Regions from separate parts of the Homo sapiens genome. Here region 1 is linked to region 2. Evidence: chromatin loops called from intact Hi-C (ENCODE). Cell type or tissue: PC-3. All regions are shown on one strand. Links, peaks and the distances in the headings refer to the core of each region. The heading gives the core; the rest is flanking DNA.

What was found. A loop is a pair of places that touch in the nucleus more often than their neighbours do. Peaks named below come from ENCODE experiments on the same cell type or tissue, not always from the same donor. Only the 100,000 strongest peaks of a DNase experiment are listed, where the experiment ranks them.
Region 1: a loop joins it to region 2, with 4 times the contacts of the local background. A loop is called at or near these places in 3 of 110 quality-filtered maps.

Annotation. Positions count from the first base shown.
Region 1 is chr2:132,344,198-132,352,940 of GRCh38, forward strand. It overlaps FAM201B (family with sequence similarity 201 member B), which reads left to right and starts at 8,470. Exons shown (of 1, transcript NR_135203.1): 1 at 8,470-8,743. LOC124907892 (a long non-coding RNA gene) reads left to right here and starts at 3,276. Exons shown (of 2, transcript XR_007087241.1): 1 at 3,276-3,318; 2 at 4,001-4,230. In PC-3, for the core only: a CTCF peak has its summit at 5,090; DNase peaks (open chromatin) are centred at 3,061, 3,312, 5,074 and 8,474; H3K4me3 peaks cover 3,094 bases; H3K27ac peaks cover 1,064 bases.
Region 2 is chr2:132,672,906-132,680,905 of GRCh38, forward strand. It overlaps NCKAP5 (NCK associated protein 5), which reads right to left. Exons shown (of 20, transcript NM_207363.3): 20 at 1-400. The coding sequence ends at 384. Among named protein-coding and RNA genes, the nearest start is that of LYPD1, 6.7 kb to the left of the region's middle. In PC-3, for the core only: a CTCF peak has its summit at 4,292 (motif pointing right); no DNase peak of the experiment used is centred there; H3K27ac peaks cover 965 bases.

The sequences.
Region 1 (8,743 bases), core at 744-8,743, 330 kb before region 2:
GATCTCAGCTCACTGCAATCTCCACCTCCCAGGTTCAAGTGATTCTCTTGCCTCAGCCTCCCAAGTAGCTGGGAATACAGGCGCGTGCCTCCATACCTGGCTTTTTTTTTTTTTTTTGTATTTTTAGTAGAAACGGGGTTTCACTGTGTTAGTGTTTGCCAGAATGGTCTGGATCTCCTGATCTCATGATCTGCTTGCCTTAGCCCCCTAAAGTGCTGGGATTACAGGCATGAGCCACCATGCCTGGCCAGACCTGTCATTTTCTATTCTAATGAAGCCTCTCACAAATTTTGTCAGTGTTATTATAGTGGCCTCATAAAGTTAGTTGGAAAGTGTTTCCTATTTTGTTATTCTGAGGAATAATTTTGAGATGAACATGGTTTCTTCTTTAAATATTTGGTGGAATTCACTGATGACACCAGATTTCAATGCCATACTCTTTTATCTATGGATTACTTAAAAGTGGTTTGATTAATTTCTAAACAAGTTTATAATTTAGGGTTCACCTAGAAGATAGAAACCTTACGAATTATTTGAAAAGAAAAATTAGCATATTGTAGAGTTGGTAGCTAGATTTCTGAAAGAGCAGAAAAAGAACTCTGGGCCAGATGCTGTGGCTCACGCCTGTAATCCCAGCACTTTGGGAGGCTGAGGCGGGTGGATCACGAGGTCAGGAGTTCAAGACCAGCCTGGCCAACATGGTGAAACCCCATCTCTACTGATAACACAAAAATTAGCTGGGAGTGGTGGTGCATGCCTGTAATTCCAGCTATTTGGGAGGCTGAGGCAGGAGAATTGCTTGGAGCCGAGACGCAGGGGTTGCAGTGAGCCGAGATGGCACCACTGCACTTCAGCCCGGGGAACTGAGCGAGACTCTGTCAAAAAAAAAAAAAAAAAAAAAAAAACTCTAATATATGATGGAAGTAGCAACTGCAGGAAGTAGCAACTGCAGCAAGCAGCAACCACCTGAGGTCTGAGGAAACAAAGTGAAGAGACAGGAATTACTAAAACTTAGAAGCTTGGAGGAAGGTCATGCTCACCTGAAACTCAGACCTCTAAGGAGAGGCCAGTGTTCAGCTGGCTCTGCTGTCTCTGAGCTCAGAAACAGGGCCCTGCAGTTTTAGCACTTAGACATCTAAGGATCAGTCTTTGGGAAGTTGTTTAATAATGTTTATAAAGAGCCATGATGAAATAGGTATTCAAGTGTTAGAAAAACTGAAAATTAGGCAGTTGCTACAAGAAAAAGTACTGCTGGCTGGCAGGCACAGGATACAGTATATCTCCCTGCCCCCACCACCCCTATACTCTTCTGCTAATAGTTGCCGAACACAGAACCAGATTGGGGGTGTAGAGGTCGGGAAAGATTGGCTGCAGACTCCCCCATTCCAGCCCCATAAAGCGGCGTGAAGAATGGTGGGTTTGGAGATGAGACAATATTTATTAAATGCACACATGAATCATTTAGTTGTATTTTTATTGATTTCTAGCCAAATTTCACTGTATTCGAAAACATAGTATTTCAGTATTTTGAAATCCCATATCATTTTACTCATTTGTACAAATCTTATGTGCTCTTGAAAAGATGTGCATTTTAATTTTTGCTAGAATCTTTCTTTCCCCCAGCTTCATATAGGTGTCAAAAGTGCTGCAGAGATTCTAGGCTTTTCAGATCCTAGACTAGACCATCATCCCCAGGAGAAAATTAGCCCCAAATGCATGACTCTCCCAACTGTTTCTGAATTTTGGCCCACCATTTCTCCATTATCTTGTCTTTTGATGTCTTTTGACATTTAAAAAGTTTGCTCACCTTTCCTCTGCTACATGTTTGTTCCAAATCACTCATTTTATTATTACTAGAAGTGGAAGTATACAAAGTATTATTCTGTCCCTTTTATTTTTAAATTTTCCTTTCATTTTTTTCAAAAAAATCACCTATTATCAGATTGATCCTCTTTAATATGTAAACCGTATGGATTTTCAAAAACATTTCCTTGGAAAGGAGTTAAATAAAGAATCAAATAGTCTCATCTCTTAATAGTGTCTTTTAAGCCACTGAGCGTTTTCACAGATTGGTCGTTATGTCTTTTTATTTTCCTCTTCCTTTTCTGGATTGAGTCAACCCATTCACCGTCCTCCCTGAGTCATCCTCCATAAGACAACTTACAATATTTGCTATATCAAGAGCAGGGTGAAAATAGGTGATAGATTTTTCTCAAAGAAGAAAAAAATTTCAAGGTTTTACAAGGGACTTATCCCTTCTCATAATAATAACATTTTGTCTGTATCAGTACAGCCCTTCTATTTGCCTTATGACTTGCATTTCATCATCAGTAGTTAAAGCAGAGGAAACGTGGGAACCGCTTGCTGTTTCTGTTTATGGCCTCATCAACGGTTGCATCTGTTTTTTTTTGTGGATTCTTGGCATCCACGTTCTTGTGGATCTTGCAACAAACACATTATGGTAGGTAGCAGCAGCACTATCAGTTTCAGACGCGTCCACACCAAAATGGAATAAAAAAGTAATCCAGTCAAAGAAAGGTTGAGATCCTGTATTCCTCAAATTCGGTGTCCAGTACAAATCAGCCCAATTTCCTTTGAGTACCTGCATTTTTAGAGCACACATCCCTTCCATTCTGTAATTCTTTTTTTTTCTTCCTGTATTGCAAGCTTCTCCGTTCTCTCCTTTGTGGGATATTTTCTTGGTAGGTAGGTAGGAAGGTAGGTAAAGTCCGCTTTGGTTGAGTTTATTTGGGTTTGTGTAGCGTTTGAAAAAAAATAAATTCAAACTCTAGGGGGAAGGGAGTAGAGCTTGACTGGCAGTATAAAATTAGACGGCTAACCAAAAGAGAATAGTGACTATACAAATACTGACTATCCAAACGAGAAAGAGACGACTTAAGGGGAAGTGCTGCCCTGCAAGAAATTCCGGGAATTGTCCAGAAGATCCACAGGGTCAGAGACACACGCGCCAAAAAGGCGCCTTTCATGCACGGTCCTCCGGGGAAAACAGAGAAATATATATAGGAGCTCTCTGCCTTTGGAAGCATTTCGGTTCCAGGAAGGGAGAGTTAAGGAATTCCTTTGGGACCGGCACATGTGAAATATGATCCAGGCTCTCCGCTTGGCACCCTGCACTTGCGTCCTAGGCAGGCAGAGAGTGGAGAGTTTTTCTAGGAATTCTGGGAAGTGTAGTTTGGGAGCCCCGTGTAGTCGGGTAACTTCCGCTCTAGGAGGCTGAGGCCGTCTCCCTGATCCCGTCGAGAATTCTGGGAAGCGTAGTCCAGGAGGTCTCCGTAGGGAGAGCCACTTCCGCCCAAGGTACGCTAGGCCGCGGCCTTCTTTTCTCCCAGAAAGGTGACCCTCCCCGCCCTGCGTCCTGCTCCTTCCGTCCATACTGATGTTTGTTTTGCTGGAGGCCAGTAGCAACTGGACAGTAGCTCTAGGGGAGGAGAATCCACCTGCGGCGAAGGGTGGGATTTGTTTTCTTTGAGCCTTCTCCAGTGTGGGGCAGCTGGCGCATCTCCACTTAGCGCCGGGGGTCCGGGATCCTACATCGCAGGGACTGGGGATCTCCTGGGTTCTGTACTCCCCCAGCCCTTTCCCCTGACCATCAGCCAGCTCTGCCATTTCCTAGCAGTATAATAAAAGGCGAGTATCTTAATCTCTCTGCCTATGTTTCTTTTTCTTTAAAATGGTACTAGTATCTATCTAATGGAGTTCTTTTGAGAGTTAAATAAAAAGGCTTGGAACAGAGCCTGACAGGTGGTAGAAGATGGGTCTCTTGTTATTAGCACGTTTTAATTTTCTGAGAAGGACTCAGTTCCCTGAAAGCTTCTGTGAGCCCAGGATGGGGTCAGAGCTCCAGCTGCAGAGTATCCCTGGCCCTTTTCTGATCACTGAGAGATTTTTCTTTAGGAGAGGATCACTCCGGGCTGTCTGGGCAGTCCACTGTAATTCATGCAGGAGTTCTGATTTCTCCCATCCTCCTTTCCTTCTTTAGCCTTGACTTCTTGAAAAAGGCTGCAGGGAGAAGGAGGGAATAACCCTTTGGCACTTGGCAGCGGAGTCTCACCTGAGTAGTACTTATCATCCTTTTTTCCCAGGGAGACAATATTTCCTTCATTCATTGGCAAATTCTGCTCGAAGATGCCCTGATATTTGTTCAATAAATGCAGAAACGGATGAGGGAGAACTTGGGCATGAGTAATAAAGATAGTATTTAAACATTGAGTGCTGATCATTCTTAGAGTTTGATATGAATTAACATATTTAATCCTCACAAGAGCCCTTTGAGGCTGGGTTGGGTGCCACCATTCCCATCTTAAAGAAAAGCAAAGAGACACACAGCATAGGTGGTTTACCTTTAGGTCACCCAGGTGGTAAGAGTCTGAGCTGAGATTTGAATTCAGATAGTTTCCATCGATTGCCTTAGTTCTTGATGTGTTTAGTGTCAGCTTCAGAAGACATGTTTGGATTTTTCTAGAGGACCGTAAAAGCGAGGTTAATGAGCTTTGAATTTTTTATTTTTTTTAGTTATCTGTAATTTAATTTTATTTGAAATATTTACATTCATATTCTGATTATATAAATGATTGCATATTGTAAAAGATTAAGAAAGTATAGAAAGAGTAAAAGAAACTAATTATGCTAACCACAAGATATAACAATAACAATATTAATTCAATGTTTTCCTCTTCCAGTAGACTTCTTTTTGGATTTTTACCCATGTTTAACCAAATAGGCTTCATAGCTTTTATTTTTCCCTTAAGTTTTTACTATGGAAATTTATAAGCATAGTCAAATGTAATATGACTAAAATAATTCTGTGGAAGCATCACCCAGCTTCAAACTTTGTTAACATTTGCCAGTCTCGGATCAACTCCATGCCCCTTTTTTTTGGTTTCAGTATTTTAAACCAAATCTCTAACATCGACTTAGTATAATATTGTTTGATTGATTGTCATAATTGTCAAACATTGATGATCATAAATTGCTTATATCCAAGACCGTGAAAGGGAAATGCCGGCAGCTACTCTAAGGTTTTCATTCGTTGCAGCTTACAGAATGGTCCTTATTGAGGACGCTAGGGGACGCAAGAGAGTTGTACCTTGGAGAAGAATGGTGCTGAATTTTGTGTTCCAGTATAGAGTTTGCCTTGCCTAAGTCTTATAGCTCTTTGTTTCTTATTTCTCTTTATCTAAGTCCATACACTGGAAGTTCTTCTATTTCTGGGACCATGTCATATTTTTCTCTATGTGTCCAGCACATCGTACAAAGTTGTTAAGTGTTTATGGTTAGAGTAGCTACTCAACAGACAGCTGGCATCAAGGATTTGCAGTGTAGAATTGGAATAGGTATCAAAATAGAATAGAAATAACCCCTGGATATATTCCTTAATCTCACTTAATATTGGTAGGTTATATAATCCACCAACTATTTCAGAGTATTGAAGAGTTGAAGAGCAATGATTGGTTATGTTTCGATAATCTAAAAAAAAATCCCTGGAAACAAATTGTTAGAAATGATAACAACATTTATAGACCATACCTTATAACTGAGATTGTGTTTCCAGGTTTTTAAAACAGGTTTTTAAAAAATGTTTCTACAGTAAAATTGACTATTTTGTTATTTTTGGTGTACAATTCTATTACAACACAGGCATAGTTTGTGTAACGACTACCGTAGTCAGAAAAAGAACATTTCCATCACCCCAAATGTCTTCCCTCATAATTACCCCTCACCATACCTGTAACCACTGGCAACTACCATAAGCACTAAAACTCTACAGCTTTGTCTTTTTGAGAATGTCATATAAATGGACCGACGCTATATGTAACATTTGAGACCGGATTCTTTTACTCAGCAAATTGGTCTTGACATTCACCCAAGTTGTTATACGTATCAATACTTCATTTCTGTTTACTTCTGGTTAACGGAAGTATCCACTTCATGGATATATCACAGTTCATCTATTCACTGGTTGATAGACTTTTTCCCCCACTTTTTGGCATTTATCAATAGAGCTGATATAAACATTCATGTATAGTTTTTTTGTGCTTATTTCTGTAGCATACGAAGCCAGGAGTATGTTTACTGGGTCATATGGGAAATGCATGTTTAACTTTATAAGAAACTGCCAAATTGTAGTATCTGTACCATTTTGCATTCTCACTAATGATGTAGAAAGTTCCAGTTTATTTACATCTTCATCAGCACTTAGTATTTTCCTTATTTTTTTATTTTAGCCATTCTAAGCATTGTGAGTTTAATTTACATTTCCCTAATGGCTAATGGTGTTCAGCAGATATTACTTTTTTGTTGTTGTTTCTTTGCCATCCTTATATCTTCTTTGCAGAAGTGTCTGTATGCATGCTTTGCCCAGTTTCACATTGGGTTATATTTTTCCTATTGTTGATTTTTGAGAGCTATTTATATATTCTGGATATAAGTCTTTTTTTAGATGTGTGATTTGCAAATATTTCTTCTCAGCCTGTAGCTTGTCTTTTCATTCTCTTAATAGTGTCTTTTGCAGAACAAAATTTCTAATTTTAATGACATCTGATTTATCGATGTTATCTTTTTTGGATTGTGCTTTTGATGTCATATCTAAGAAGTCTGCCTAGCCCCAGGTCATGAAGATTTTCTCTTGTTCTAGACGTTTTATGGTTTTACACTTAAATCTGTGATCCATTGTGAGTTAACTTCTTAATAATATGCGATGGTTAAGTTGGGGTTTATTTCTTTACATATGAATGACCAACCATCCCAACACCACTTGTTTGGGTTTATTTCTGTACTATGTTCTGCTAAATTGATCTATGTGTGTATCTCTTCACCAGTAGCAAGATGTCATATTTACTGTAGCTTGATAGTAAATCTTAGGATAGTTTGATTCCTCCAAATTTATTCTTTTTTTCCAAAATTGTTTTTAGCTATTCTGGTTCCTTTGCCTTTCCATATAAATGGAATGCATGCCTTTCCATGCATTTTAGAATCAGCTTATTTATATCTACCCAAAAATTCAGCTGGTATTTTCATTGACATTATGTTAAATCAGAAGATCTGTCTTTCTCACATTGAGTTTTCCAGTTCATTAATATAACAAGTCCCTTCATTTAAGTGTTCTTTAATTTCTTGCTTTAGTGTTTCATGATTTTCTGCATACAGATCTATACGTGTTTTGTTTAGACATATGCCCAAGTATAATCAGCCAACTGGTCTTCGACAAAGTAAACAAAAACATAAAGTGGGGAAAGGACACCCTTTTCAACACATGATGTTGGGATAATTGGCTAGCCACATGTAGGGGAATAAAACTGCATTCTCATCTCTCACCTTATACAAAAATCTACTCAAGATGGATTAAGAACTTAAACCTAATTTCTGAACTATAAAAATTCTAGAAGATAACACTGGATAAACCCTTCTAGACATTGGCAAAGGCAAGGATTTCATGACCAAGGACCCAAATGCAAATGCAATAAAAACAAAGATAAATATCTGGGACTTAATTAAACTAAAGAGCTTTTGCATGGCAAAGGGAACAGTCAGCAGAGTAAATACACAACCCACAGAGTGGGACCCCTGACCTTGACCCTGAACCCTAACCTTGACCCCTAACCCCTGACCCTAACCCTAACCCCTAACCCTAACCCTTAACCCTAACCCCTAACCCCTAACCACAACCCTCACCCTCACCCTAACCCAACCCTAACCCCTAATACCTAACCCCTAACATCTCTTAACCCCTAACTCTAAACGTTGACTCCTAACCCCTAACTCTGACCCCAACCGCTATCTCCAAACCCTAACCCTAAACTTAACCCCTAACCCTAACACCAACCTTAACCCTAGGTTCGTTGCTACGTTGGTATTGACTATGTCAATGTTGATTATTATGATCTCTGTCTTAGGACTGCACGGCAGCGAGGGGATTGCGGATCTTATATTAATATTTTTGTATTGAGGCAGTGCATTAGCATTACAGGTGCTTGTTACATGAGCAATGGAGGTGTCATATTTTGGGTGTCATGTCTGCATTAGGAATGCTGCATTTGTCTTCCGAGGCTGCGGTGTGGATCTCGCACTGCGGCCGCCTCGCCTTGGCTGGGGAGAACCTCGGTGGGCAGGATTCAGAGGGGATTTTGGTTTCCCGTTTTCCACATTGAACCCCTCTAACTGGTCTCTGACCCTGATTATTCAGGGCTGCAAACAGGAAGGATTCTATTCACCGTCGATGCGGCCCCGAGTTGTACCAAAGCGAGGCAGTGCCCCCAAGGTCTGTGCTGAGCAGAACGCAGCTCCGCCCTCGCGGTGCCCCCGGCCCGCCCGCCCGGGTCTGTGCTGAGAACACTGCTCCGCCTTCGCTGTATCTCCGAAGTCTGTGCAGAGGAGAACTCAGCTCCGCCCTCGCGATGCTCTCCGGGTCTGTGCTGAGGAGAACTCAGCTCAGCCTTCGCAAAGGCCCAGCGCCCGCGCAGGCGCAGGGGCAGGAAGGAGCCCAGCAGCGAGGCAGGTGGCACCACCAGGGGGGCCCTCAAGCCTGGCGCGCACGCATTCCAGACGACACCCAGACCATGCTCCGCCGCCTGGGCGCCCAAGCTGCAGTCGCCCTCTGTGTGCAGGCAGCAGCTGCCTGGCAACCCCCGAGCCCGCTCGCGCTCCCAGCATCGCAGAACCAGGGCCAGGTATCCCAGTGGCTGCGATCAAGCCAGTCATTCTGCCCGGCGGCGGCGGCTGCACA
Region 2 (8,000 bases), core at 1-8,000:
GGAAGGCTCTGGTACTGCAATAGTTTATTGTTATCTCTATCAAGCGGTGCACCCCCCACCCCCCACCCATCATTTCTTAAGCGCTCCAGTCCCAGCTCACTAAGGGAAGAGATGTCCTTTATACATCATTTGAACCTTGACTGGCACAGGAAGAGAAGCTATCATATAAAGAATCACTCAAAGATTCCAAGTTGTCTACCCCAGGCCTATCTGAACTACTCAAAGATGTCTCTTCATTTTTTTCTTTTTCTTCCTTCTGTCCTTCAACCTTGTTCAGAGAGTTCTTCTCTTTTTCTAATAAAATCACAGTATTGCTGTTAAATTTATTGAATGACTCTAGGGAAATTTTCGATAATCTATTCTCGGGATCGTCTTTTGTTTCTTCAAGTTGTCTCAATTTCTGCAATAAAAAGAAGAAAATATTAGAAACATATTTCTTTGGAAAATCAAGTTATCCTATCTAATATTCAATTATTGTCTGTATAAAGTACAGTTTAAAGGGACAGAGAAAACCTACAAGTCTTTAATAATCTTCTAGTATAATTAGATGTAATAATAAAGCCAATTTTAGGGATAAATCAGGACTTTAATCATTTTACTGAGATAAATAGGTCCCAATTTGCAAATTAAGTGCCACTTAATTTCATTTTAAATGGATCCATTTGAAATTTGTTCAGGTAAAGTGCCTTATTTTTCTTCATCAAAGTTTCAAACTCCTCTCTTTCCTTGCTAAGTATTAGCTGTACTTTTTCTAAATATGAGTAGGTATTGAATTTCAGCCAGAAGTTATGGTAATATGTTTTTTTCTAATAAAAAAAAGACATAAAAATCCCCTAACTTGCCATTTTTGAATACATGTTAAGCTTGTTAGAAGCATTGCCATTTTAGTATTTTGTCCCTTTATAGGACTTAAGATATTTGAAAGAGATCTCCAGGTTTTTGGGTGTAGATCCCAGAAGGCCCAAGGGCTTAAAAATTAAAGCGGCAGGTGAACAGCTGAGTAACCCCTCTGCTCCAGAAGGTCTAGTAATACCAGTTTATACTGGGATATTACTGTTATTAATACCCTGTATGATGTATAAAGCACTGCACCAAATTCAATAATTATCATAGGTAAACCCTGTAAACATGAATATATTCGGTTGCTCAGTTGGCTCCTAAGGGCTAAGGTGAGGACAGAGGGAGGCACACTTGCGAAAAACAATGAGAAAAACAGACATGTAAAAGTGTCTACAATATTTCTCATCTTCTTTTCCTCTTTCCAGCAGAAATTCCATCCAAACACAGGAAAGAAGCAGGCCCGGGGGCTTGGAGATGATAGTAAGTGTTACCATTTATTAAGCATCCACTAGGTAAAAGACACTTAACAGATTCTATCAGCTTTTTCACAAACCTACAAGGTAAACGACCCCATTTTAAAGAGAAGGTATGCAAGGCTCAGAGTGACAGAGATATTTGCCCAAGGTTGCCCAGCAAGTGGCAGAGAACAGGATTTGAATTTCTGTCTGGCTGCCTTCCATGCTCTTGTTCTTTCCATTAAACCATGTTCTTAGGTAATAAAGGACACAATGTCCTGTTTTCCATTTTGTTACCCAAAAATTCCACTTAAATAACTTGCCAAACCGTCTCTAACATGTGCAGTTCTGCTGTGCACCATGCTCCCCACCCCCAACATTGTTATGCTGGACTCAACAAGGTTGCAATGAGGAAACTGTCTTTTGATTGGGAAAATAGATATAGCCAAAGCTTATGGATTCTCACATGCTAATGTGAAGAATGGAAAGAGAAGAGAGAGATGGAAGTGGATGGCTTCTGTGTTCCAAGAGCAGACACGGGCAGAATTTCTCTGCTATAGGAAATGGTATAATTCTATGGGAATATTTGAAAATCATCCTAGATCTAGTGCTTATTTCATTATACTACTAACGTGCAGAAACATTACTCACAGAGCTAATTTTCAATCACACACAGCTACCCTGAAACCAGAGGCGGGCTAAGGAACAGACTCCTAGCTGATTACAGAAAAGTGGCTCCATAATTAGAAATAACTCCATCCAAGGGCCCCTTTCAACACCATGCCAATTTGCCTACATTTACCAAATGGATGTAAATAAATGGCATTCAATGCAATTTTCTCTTTACCTGGATGTCTTCTCCATTTTTCTTCATTTAAGAACCACAAGTATTTTTCTTGCCTATTTCTCATCTATGTGGATCTCAAATTCATTCAACACACACTCATTAGAGAAGCTACTGCAAGGCAGGCTGAAGGCTTTGGTACTGAAGATACACAGCTGAATAAAATTGTGTCCTGCAGGGTGATCATTGAGGCCCTGAGGGCAGACAGGCTGAGCTTCGATTTCAGCTTGGCCCTTTCACGGGCTGAGTGCTACAAGCATCCTTCTTCAGGTGTAAAATGGTGATAAGATACATCTTTATTTCAGGACTGCAATAAGTATTAGAAATAAAGAACTTTAAAGCTCTGGCAGACAGTAGTGGGTGTGCAATAAATGTAAGGCTGGATTCTTATTCTAGAATGGTGGTTCTCAAAGTGTGTTCCCCAGACCAACAACGTCAACAACACCAAGGAGCTTCCTGGAAATGCAAGTTCTTGGATCCCACCTAGACCTACTACACCAGAAACTCTGAGGGCCAGCAATCAGTTTTTAACAAGATTACCAGGTGATTCTGATACATACTGAAATTTGAGACCCACTGGTCTAGAAGAACATGACCCCTGGAGGGAAGACAGACAGGTGGAAATCATAATTCGTTGTGAAATGGTGGAATTTGGGAAGAGTTAATTGCCATTAAAACACTCACTGTCATCAGGTTTTCAAATGTTTCAGGCTTACAGATTTGTTGCTTCAGTTAATTATAACAAAGACCTACACTGGCCAGAGAGGTTATAGAAATGAAAGAAGGGACCATTATTTAAAAAAAAAAAAAAGCAAACAAGAAACATGAACTTCTCGGGTTTCCTTTTATTTTTACAGTTTTGATGAAAAGTGACTGCAGACATATTACTTGACTGTAAAAACAACATCCATGCAAAAGTGACCATATGGACCAACTAGCATTCAGTCTCTAGGCAGAGCAGCCATAAGGAGTGGTGAGGGCTGCAGTCAGCTCAGGAGTATGTGCTGGATCTAAAGGTGGTAGCAGCTACTTAGATCTAGCTATGCAGAAATGTGGGTGCAGATCTTTCGATTTCAAAGATGAGGAGATACATCTAGATCAATATTTGCTTATATTTAAAATTCACTTACTTTTAATTCTTGGCTCACATTTAAAGAAAATAACAAAATACCCAGTATGTATACCGAATTGCAATCTTTGCACTGTTTGAGTTTCTGAGCTAGGGATGTTGTTTTATCCTTTTTTTTTTTTTTTTTTTTTTTTTTTTGCAGTGTCCTACTTCACCTCATCCACTCCCCTATTTCCCTTCCCCCAGCTTTCTTTTTGAAGGCCTAGTCCAATGCTACATCATCAGTAGTTTCTCAGTGGAGACTTTGCCTAGGATCAGAAGAGTCTTAACTATGAGTCTGGGCTCCTCAAGTGGTGCTGCCAGCTACGAATAAAAACACTGAAGTGGCTTACTTTTCTGCCTATAGGAGCATACCGAACCTCAACATTGTCTTGTCAGATCTCAGATATTTTTAAAATTTTGTAGTTGAATAACATTTAGATTTAACATATAAGGAGGGATTGAGGTGAAACAATAATGTGTTAATGATCTATCTGGCAAATGACAACAAAATAGTGCACATTAGTTTGCAGCAACTATACGTGAAAGTGCTTTGCAAACTAATCATGGTAATAACAGTTACCATTTAACAGTGTGTGTTCTGTACAGACACTCTGCTAAGCATAGTGCATAGATTATATGTTTCCATCCTCACATGAATTCTACAGGGTAGGTGCCATTAGTATCTCCATTTATAGGCAATCAAGGCTTGAGGAAGGTAAGTAACTTGTTTAAATTCCTGTAGCAGTATGGGATGGACTTTGGATTTAGAGCTAGGCAGTGTGCCTGCAGAGATGAAGCTCTCAACTTTCATCTTGGAAAACTACTTTATGAATATTAGCCAATATTATCTTTAAGGGAAGCATCTGAAATAGCAATTACAGAACAAAAACAATAATGATAGACCCGGTGAAGATTAGTGTTTGATGAGAATTGTGTAGGTTCCATAAAACATCGCCAATTCCTTCCTGTGTTGTGCTTCATCAGAATTATGATAAAATTAATATACTACATTTGTCACCTATAGGTGGCAACAGTTGTACAGATGACTTTTTGGTGGATTTTTTTTTCAACTACACTTGGGAATAAAAGTAGGGCTAAACAGACAAGATGCAAATACATTTTCAAGCTTAAATAAATAGCTTTGCATGTTCTTAAAATATTTTCCTGCCTTTAGTGTAACCATGGAATTATTAGTGATAATTCAAGCAAGAAGTGTATAGTGGCATATTCTCCAGAAATCTCTTGAGAATTAGACCTTTATTAATTTAATTCCTTGTAGTCAAGCAGTCATTCAATCAAACTAATCTACTATGTGACCAGCTTTGTGCAAACAGTCTTGTGGTCTTGATTCTCAGAGGAAGTTTTATAGAAAAGGGTGCTCTTGGAATGGTTTTGAAGGGCAAATAGGATTGAAATACACAGTAAGGAGGAGGGAGGGAATTCCAATAAATATTCATCTATTATGCCTCTATTGCAACTGTGCAACACTGTGTAGTCTACTTCAGGACCATGAGTTGCCCAGAGGGTCTCTCCCTTTGGGGATTCTGTAGTAGACAATCACTATAAAGACAGAAATTGAGACGTGCCTACCCCAAGAGGTTCTAGGAAACTCAACCAGACTCATGAAAGTATCAGCCCGTACATGGGTTATAAAAAGTTTTGACTTCCAAACTGCGTTCTAATCTATGACTCACTTTGCTCTTCCATCAGCCTGGAAGGTGAGGAAGGCCAGAGTCAGCTATACTTTCCACGCGATATTTATGGAATCTGTGATTCACACAGATTCAAATCCAAGTGAAATTAGACCTTAAAACTTAGTTTTCTGATTTTTCACACAAAAATTCACAGTAGTTTTTTTTATAGTTCACAATAGTCATGAAGTAGAGATTTTTGACTAGAACAATATCCTGAATACCAAGGATAAAATTGGAGGAGATATGGACCCTTGCCATAATGAAGAGGTGGAAAATATGTACGGTGATACAGAAAAACTCAAGTGATAAACCAGCAAAAAATATATGCATGATGGTATCAGCTTCAAAGAGATACATGTTATGTGTGTACAGCCAGAAACTCCTGTTCATGGTAGAGGAGAACAAATAGCAAATTTATGAAATAGTGCAATCAATTATTGTTCTATGATAAATGCTACTCTTTCATTATTTCAAATACATTTCCATCCTTTGATTATGTCTTAAAAATATTGGTTAGTATATCTAGTGTCAGGAAGAGATCCAATCTATTTGTGAAATTCAAACACAGCATTGTTCCTCAGCTGGGCACTAACATTTATAATGAGGATTGGAGCTCTTAGCACAAGTTAATGCAAACAGGACTTTAATCAACATAATTTCTTATTTCTCTATTGCTATAGAGATTCACTGCCCATGGATCAAGAAAATATGTGGTAGGAAAATAGCCCTATTTATAAAGTGTTTTTACTATGAGTCAGGTACTGGGTTGAATGCACTGCATGAAATACCTCATTTAATCCTGACAGCAAGCCTATGAGATAGCACTATTATCATCCCCATTATACAAATGAGAAAATGCAGATAGCGAGGTCTAAATGTTAGTCCACATATATGTGGCTAATAAGTTAGGCAATCAGGATTTGAGCAGAAACAGCCTGACTACAGGACTTGGGATCTTAATCACTGTGTATTACCCCAGGTTTTTAAAAACCAGCGTGCAACTCCTGGCTTTGTGCTAATTAGCTGTGTAAGCCCTCTGACCCTTAGTTTCTTTACATTAAAGGTTTTTTTGAATCTTCCCAGTCTATAAAGCTCTGTGACTCTAAAATATTCTTAATTGGATATCTTCTGGGCGTCTATTATTGGAATTTGAGGTGGCACAATAACCAACCCTAACACCCCCTTCCCTACTTTAGTTCTCAATGACTTAAAAAAATAAAAGAAAAAGGCTGACGGGAGGCCAAAAGATCAGCTTTACTAAGAGAAAGTTTGATTGGAGAACAAGGTTTCCATCTGTAAAGAAGTGGGTTTCCTAACACTGATCCCAAGATATAGACAAGCTTAGTAATTAGCAGCCCTGGGCTGGGAAACAAGTGTCTTCCTGTAAAAACTACAGCATGAAGGAACAGAACAGAAATTTGTGCTTCTGACAGTCTGATTCCAGAGGGAGACTAGGAAGAGCAAGAAGTTCCCTTCCTGAACTTGCTAGGCAAGTCAGTCCCTCATTCCCTGGGAGAAGTGAATAAGGGGGGCCCAGAGACTCCAGGAGGGTTACCCTAGGAAGCTCCTTCCATGTTTTTCTCAAACAAAAGAATGTTTGAGAAGAAGGTGTCCAAGGTGTCCCCTACTACCACCCAACATCTCTGATTACATATGATGCAGATTTTAACTAGACAGTCATATATGGATGAAGGCCAAGAAGATGCTGGAAAATTCTGGTGCTGCAGGGAGTTAGTTTGCACAGAGAAGTGTCTCCATGGGCAAAGAAATAGGAAGATGGTGATCCAGCAGGTGTGAAAGATGGCAGAGCTTCCATTTGGAAGCAAATAAATGAAGTCTAAGAGACGGTCTGTTTAATCAAGGGTTTTGGGCTGAAGCTGAACATGTGATTTACCCCATCCCTTTTCTGATGAACAAATCTTGAGCACTGGGAAGATGGATTCAGGGAAGAGTTTTATGTTATGTTCTTGTTGTGGGAATGGTGAGGAGGTATTTTAAGCCAAGGTCTCTTAGTTGAAGATTTGTGCACATCTCAAAGTCTATGTTAAGTGCTATTTGCGAAGGGCAGGCCAACCTCAAGGGAAAAGATGCAACTCAAGTCATTTCTCTTTTCTCAGAGGCACTAGTTAATCACTTCCTTAATGCCGCCTCTTACTGCATTCCTGGTGAAGCTACTTTCTAGATGAGACATAAAAATAGATAGAATGACCTTTGGTGATCACTAGAGACCCCTCCACACTTTTCTCAAGAGTTGTGATATTAACCCTGTTAACCTGGTCAAATTTCAACTTGGATATTACTTTCTCCCGGTGCTCGGTTCCCTCTATTACCTCAACTGGACACATTACTCTTGACTTGCCCTTCTGAAAAATTAAAGTGACGCATTGGTAATAGAGAACCACTCTCTCCCTCCAACCACACTCACGGAGATGTGATTTGGCACTTGGGGGCACTCTGTTTTCTTACTGGGGTCCTAGAGATTCTTCAGTATCCTCAGGGCAAACAGATTTTATTAGGTGAAAGAGTAATTTTCAGCAGAGATGTGCTTTTATGACTATATTAACTATACTGCTGTCCTTTACTGTGATCGATGGTCCTCAATGACCTCTCCTTGAACCCCTAAACCCAGAGGGGGGAAATAAACTCACTTTTTGAGAAAAAGAGCAAGCAAAGAGAAGGTCAGTGGGAAGCTTAGGGTTGTTAGAAAATAATACACCTTGTGGAAAGGAAAAGGATGCATTTTGAAGATAAACAATGGCTACAAAGGACATTTAAACACCAGATCAAGAGTACTGAAGGAAAGAGAAGTCATTTCATCAGTGATAAGAAACATCCCCATATATGGAAAACGGGGGAAAGATGGGAGGGGATGTCCCTTAGTAGGAAGATAAAGTAGCAGGAAGAAAACCGCAAATTTGCTTATGGCACAGAAAGGCATCTGGGAAGAGGAAAGGCATGTAAGTTGGGATAAAATTGTTATAAGAAACACATTTGTGATTTCTGCAAACTCTGATGTTAGCGTCATCATTTCCAATGCCCATTTGAAAATTTGGATT